Linked DNA regions of Homo sapiens: region 2 is linked to region 1. A link is an interaction called in ENCODE POLR2A ChIA-PET data of the cell type or tissue named here. Cell type or tissue: HepG2. All regions are shown on one strand. Each heading gives the region's core, and the rest is flanking DNA. Links, peaks and the distances in the headings are about the cores only. Region 1 has its middle 16 kb from the start of ACADS. Region 2 has its middle 8.1 kb from the start of XLOC_009911.

Evidence for each region. Peaks named below come from ENCODE experiments on the same cell type or tissue, not always from the same donor. Only the 100,000 strongest peaks of a DNase experiment are listed, where the experiment ranks them.
Region 2: POLR2A ChIA-PET joins it to region 1 with 7 read pairs; 7 of 35 experiments call an interaction of 5 or more read pairs at or near these places.

What each region holds. Positions count from the first base shown.
Region 1 is chr12:120,740,633-120,743,438 of GRCh38, reverse strand. No RefSeq gene overlaps it. Among named protein-coding and RNA genes, the nearest start is that of ACADS, 16 kb to the right of the region's middle. In HepG2, for the core only: no CTCF peak of the experiment used is centred there; a DNase peak (open chromatin) is centred at 1,248; H3K4me3 peaks cover 706 bases.
Region 2 is chr12:120,911,398-120,914,203 of GRCh38, reverse strand. No RefSeq gene overlaps it. Among named protein-coding and RNA genes, the nearest start is that of XLOC_009911, 8.1 kb to the right of the region's middle. In HepG2, for the core only: no CTCF peak of the experiment used is centred there; no DNase peak of the experiment used is centred there.

The DNA of each region.
Region 1 (2,806 bases), core at 107-2,606:
TGCAGAAAATGTGCTGAGACCACAATGCAATTAAGGTAAAAACCAGCAACAGTAGGTATGGAGTTTCCTGCTGGGGTGATGAGAATGTTCTGGAACTAGATGGTGGCAATGGTTGCATAACATGATGAATGTCCTAATGCCACTGAGTGTACACTTGAAAATGGTTAAAACTGTAAACTCCGTCACAGTTTTTAAAAATCATTAACAAAAAATACCTCAGAAAACCCCATATTAATAAAATAATACTCTTTGGCCAGGCATGGTGACTCACACCTGTAATCCCAGAACTCTGGGAGGCCAAGGCGGGCAGATCACTTGAGCCCAAGAGTTTGAGACTAGCCTGGGCTGGTCACATGTTTAGTAGAGATGGTGAAACCCCATCTCTACTAAAAATACAAAAAATAGCCAGGTGTGGTGGCGCCTGTAGTCCCATCCACTTGGGAGGCTGAGGTAAGAGGCCCACCTGAGCCTGGGAGGTCAAGGCTGTGGTGAGCTGCGATTATACCACTACACTCCAGCCCAAGCGAGAAGAGACCCTGTCTCAAAACATAATAATACTCTCCTAAATAACTGATAAATCAAAATAGAAAGCACAATGGGCCTCAGAAAACTGAGTAATAAGGAAAATATGACACTAAAATGTATGAGATGAAGCAAAAGCCACACTTAGAAATGTATGAATTCAGGCCAGGCATGGTGGCCCACGCCTGTAATCCCAGAACTTTGGGAGGCCGAGGCGGGCGGATCACCTGAGGTCAGGAGTTCAAGACCAGCCTGGCCAACATGATGAAAGCCCGTCTCTACTAAAAATACAAAAATTAGCCAGGCGTGGTGGCGCATGCCTGTAACCCCAGCTACTCGGGAGGCTGAGGCAGGAGAATCGCTTTATCGCTTGAAACCGGGATGTGGAGGCTGCGGTGAGCCGAGATTGCGCCACTGTACTCCAGCCTGGCAACAGAGCGAGACTCCATCTCCAAAAAAAAAAAAAAAAAGAACCAAAGCATGGAGAACTTGTCCCAGAGGGCTAGAGGGAAGGAAACAGGTGGCCTCTCAGCTACATGCAATGCAGGCCCCTGGACCTTGAGAAGAGCTGACTTCGCAGACACCGTGCCAGCTGGCACAATCCGAGTGGAGTGTGCAGATGTGAAAGTTGACCAGGGTGGGAAACGGTCCTGTTGTTCTGTAAGTGAACGTCCTTGTCCTTAGGAAATCTACACTGAGGAAACTGTATCCAGAGGGGCATGGGCTCTAGGACAGTTCGGGCTCCAGTGGCCCGGGGGCAGAGTCCACATTCAGTTCTAAGTTAGGAGGAGCTTCCACTAACGGGCAGCACCCCGTCAAAGCCAAGGGTTTGTGCCGACTCTCCCTCACCGAAGGACAGACCCCGGACCCACGACGGCACCTCAAAGCCCCCGAGTGCACAGACTGGCTCTTGGGTCGGAGCCTGGGTTGCTTCATCTGAAATGGAGGACCCCAGGCCTCCGAGGCTGCACTTCCTGGAAAGGCTCTTCGTGGCCACCTGAACGAGCCCTGGGCAGGTCTGAGAAGCAGAAACCCCTCCAGGGCTGCCACTCGGCCTGTGCTGACTCCAGCCCTCTGCCCTGCTGGGAGCGGTGTGGCTCAAGTCGGCTACCTTTGACCCTCCAGGGCCCAGACCCTTCTCAGCGGGTAGGGCAGGGGAGCTGAGGGGCCTGAACTCCAGCCAAGACAGCCAGGTCCCCAGCCTGGGATGAATGCTGTTTGGGTTCCTCTCCCCCATCACCTGGAGGAAGGGCCCAAAGACAACCTCAACCCCACGCCGCATCTGCGTCAGGAGCAGCGCTGCCTCGCCGGGCGGGGGCACAGCGCCTCCAAACACCCCCTCCCCACTGTCCCCGGGCTCATGGGGACAGGGAATGACAGGCCTTCATCTGCCCCCAGGTGGAAGGGCTCAAATGCGCTGCTTCTGGAAGCATCCTGGGTCCCCCTCTGCTCTGCTACCTTTGGCTTGCACCTGAGCCCAGGGCAGGGACAGGAGCAGATCAGGAGACCCCGAGAGAGTGTGAGCCAGGAGCCAAGACCCTGCGGCACTTACCTGGAGCCAGGAGGAAAGCCCAGGGACCCAAACTTCTGCAGGCGGCACTTACCTGGAGCCAGGAGGAAAGCCCAGGGACCCAAACTTCTGCAGACTGCGCAGGACGCCACTGACCTCGGGAGCCCAGGAGGACGCGCTTCCCAGAAGCCACAGGTGTGCCTCGTTAGCAGGGAACACACTACCCGTGGGCTCTGCGCACACCCTGCCTGTGGGGTAAATCAGGACCTAAATTCGCTCAAAGAAGCGCACTCCTATTCCCCGGGGCCCTGGACCAGGCCCAGGTCAGGGCGGGGTCAAGGGCAGAGCTGCCCTGCAGAGCAGCAGCTCCAGGCTGGATCCTTCGGCTGCGGGGCACCAGCACCTGGCACAGAAATCCCACTTGGGAGGCCGAGGTGGGAGGATCACTTGAGCCCAGGAGTTCAAGACCAGCCTGGGCAACAAAGCAAGACCCCATCTCTACAAAAAATTTAAAAATTAGCTGGCCATGGTAGTGTGCACCTGTAGTCCCAGTTACCTGGGAGGCCGAGACGGGAGGATCACTTGAGCCTGGGAGGTTGAGGTTCTGATAAGCTGTGGTTGTGCCACTGCACTCCTGCCTGGGTGACAGTGAGATTCTGTCTCTAAAAAAAAATCCATCCCCAACAGGGGCTCAGGGTCCCTGGGCGCCCCTTTGATGACAGCTCCTAAAGTCACCGTCTCCCTCCCGCTTCCCTCCAGAGACCTCCCAGCAAT
Region 2 (2,806 bases), core at 51-2,550, 170 kb before region 1:
GCTAATTTTTCTATTATTAGTAGAGATGGGGTTTCACCATGTTGGTCAGGCTGGTCTTGAACTCCTGACCTCGTGATCCACCCGCCTGGGCCTCCCAAAGTGCTGGGATTACAGGTGTGAGCCACCGTACCTGGGCCTTCCTTTTTTTTTTTTTTTTTTTTTAATCATATAGGCACACTGACAGATGTGGCTATTTAAGAGCTAAAGTTATGACATTGTATTGTGGGGTTTATAACAGATGTCATTTATATAATAAGAACAACAAAAGAGGGTGGACATGGAAATAAATGGAACGATATTGTGCAAAGTTCCTACATTTTATGGGAAATAGTACAATATTAATTTTAAGTAGATTGTGGGCTGGACGCACTGGCTCACTTCCATAATCCCAACACTTTGGGAAGCCGACATGGATGGATCACTTGAGGTCAAGAGTTCAAGACCAGCCTGGCCGACATGGTGAAACCCTGTCTCTACTAAAAATACAAAAATTAGCTGGGCGTGGTGGTACGTGCCTATAATCCCAGCTACTTGGAAGCCTGAGGCATGAGAATCACTTGAACCCAGGAGGCGGAGGTTGTAGTGAACCGAGATGGAACCACTGCCCTCCAGCCTGGGTGACAGGGTGAGACTCCAGCTCAAACATGATAATAATAATAATAATAATAATAATAATAATAATAATAAATAGGCCGGGCGCGGTGGCTCACGCCTGTAATCCCAGCACTTTGGGAGGCCGAGGCGGGCGGATCACGAGATCAAGAGACCGAGACCATCCTGGCTATACTAAAAATACAAAAAATTAGCCAGGGGTGGTGGTGGGCACCTGTAGTCCCAGCTACTCGGGAAGCTGAGGCAGGAGAATCGCTTGAACCTGGAAGGTGGAGCTTGCAGTGAGCCAAGATCGTGCCATGGCACTCCAGCCTGGGCGACAGAGGAAGACTCTTTCTCAAAAAAAATAAAATAAAATAAAATAATAATAATAATAACAATTTTAAGTAGATTGTGATAAGTTAAAGCTCATGAGATTCACACTCACTACAGCAGCCACTTCGACTACAATTTAACGAGGGTACAGCTTTAAAAAAGCCAGTAAAGCCGGGGGCAGTGGCTCACACCTGTAATCCCAGCACTTTGGGAGGCCAAGGCAGGTGGACTGCCTGAACTCAGGAGTTTGAGACCAGCCTGAGCAACATGGTGAAAACCCATCTCTACTAAAATACAAAAGATTAGCTGGGTGTGGCAGCGTGTGCCTGTAATCCCAGCTACTCAGGGGGCTGAGGAAGGAGAACTTCTGGAACCCAGCAGGCAGAGGTTACAGAGAGCCGAGATTGCACCACTGCACTCCAGCCTGGGCAACAAGAGCAAGACTCTGTCTCAAAAAAGAAAAAAGCCAGTAGAGATATTAAAATATAATCATAAAAAATTACTCAGTTAACTCAAAAGAAGGTAGGAAAGGAGAAACAGAGGAACAACAACAAAAAAGATGGAATGAGTAGAAAACAAATAGCAAAATGGCAGAACCAAACCTAAACACATCAACAATTACATCAAATGTAAATGAAATAAATATTCTAATTAAAACACAGAAATGGTTAGGCAGGAGCCGGGCACTGTGGCTTATGCCTGTAATCTCAGTACTTTGGGAGGCTGAGGCTGAGGCTGAGGAAGGTGGATCACCTGAGGTCAGAAGTTCAAGACCAGCCTGGCCAACATGGAGAAACCCTGTCTCTACTAAAAGTACAAAAATTACCCGGGCGTGGTGGCAGGCGCCTGTAATTCCAGCTACTCATGTGGCTGAGGCAGGAGAGTGGCTTGAACCCGGGAGGTAGAAATTGGAGTGAGCTGAGATTGCACCACTGTACTCCAGCCTGGGGGACAGAGTGAGACTCTGTCTTGAAAAAAAAAAACGAAAGAAAGAAAGAAAGAAAAAGAAATGGTCAGGCAGAGCAAAGAAGAATATATAAGCATATGCTATCTACGAGGCACATACTTTTTAAAAAGTTTTATTTATTTATTTTTTTTAGACAGTCTCACTCTGTTGCCCAGGCTGGAGTGCAGTGGCACCATTTTGGCTCACTGCAACCTCCACTTCCTGCATTCAAGCGATTCTCCTGCCTCCGCCTTCCTAGTAGCTGGGATTACAGGTGCATGCCACTACCCCCGGCTAATTTTTGTATTTTTGTAGAGACAGAGTTTCACCACATTGGCCAGGCTGGTCTCGAACTCCTGACCTCAGGTGATCTGCCTCCTTGGCCTCCCAAAGTGCTGGGATTACAGGTATGAGCCATCGCGCCTGGCCTAAGGCACATAAATTTATTTACTTATTTTTGTTTTATTTTTTCATAGAGTCTCACTCTGTTGCCCAGGCTGAGTGCAGTGGCGTGATCTGGGCTCACTGCAACCTCTGCCTCCCAGGTTCAAGCAATTCTCCTGCTTCAGCTTCCCGAGTAGCTGGGACTACAGGCATGCGCCACCACACCTGGCTAATTTTTTTGTGTGTTTTAGTAGAGACGGGGTTTCACCGTGTTGCCCAGGCTGGTCTTGAACTCCTGAGCTCAGACAATCCGCCCGCCTCAGCCTCCCAAACTGCTAGGTTTACAGGCGTGAGCCACCACGCCCAGCCGGCACATACTTTATTATTATTATTTTTTTTTTTTTTTTGAGACGGAGTCTCGCTCTGTCTCCCAGGGTGGAGTGCAGTGGCGCGATCTTGGCTCACTGCAAGCTCCTTCTCCCTTGTTCACACCATTCTCCTGCCTCAGCCTCCTGAGTACCGGTGACTACAGTCACCGGCCACGCCTGG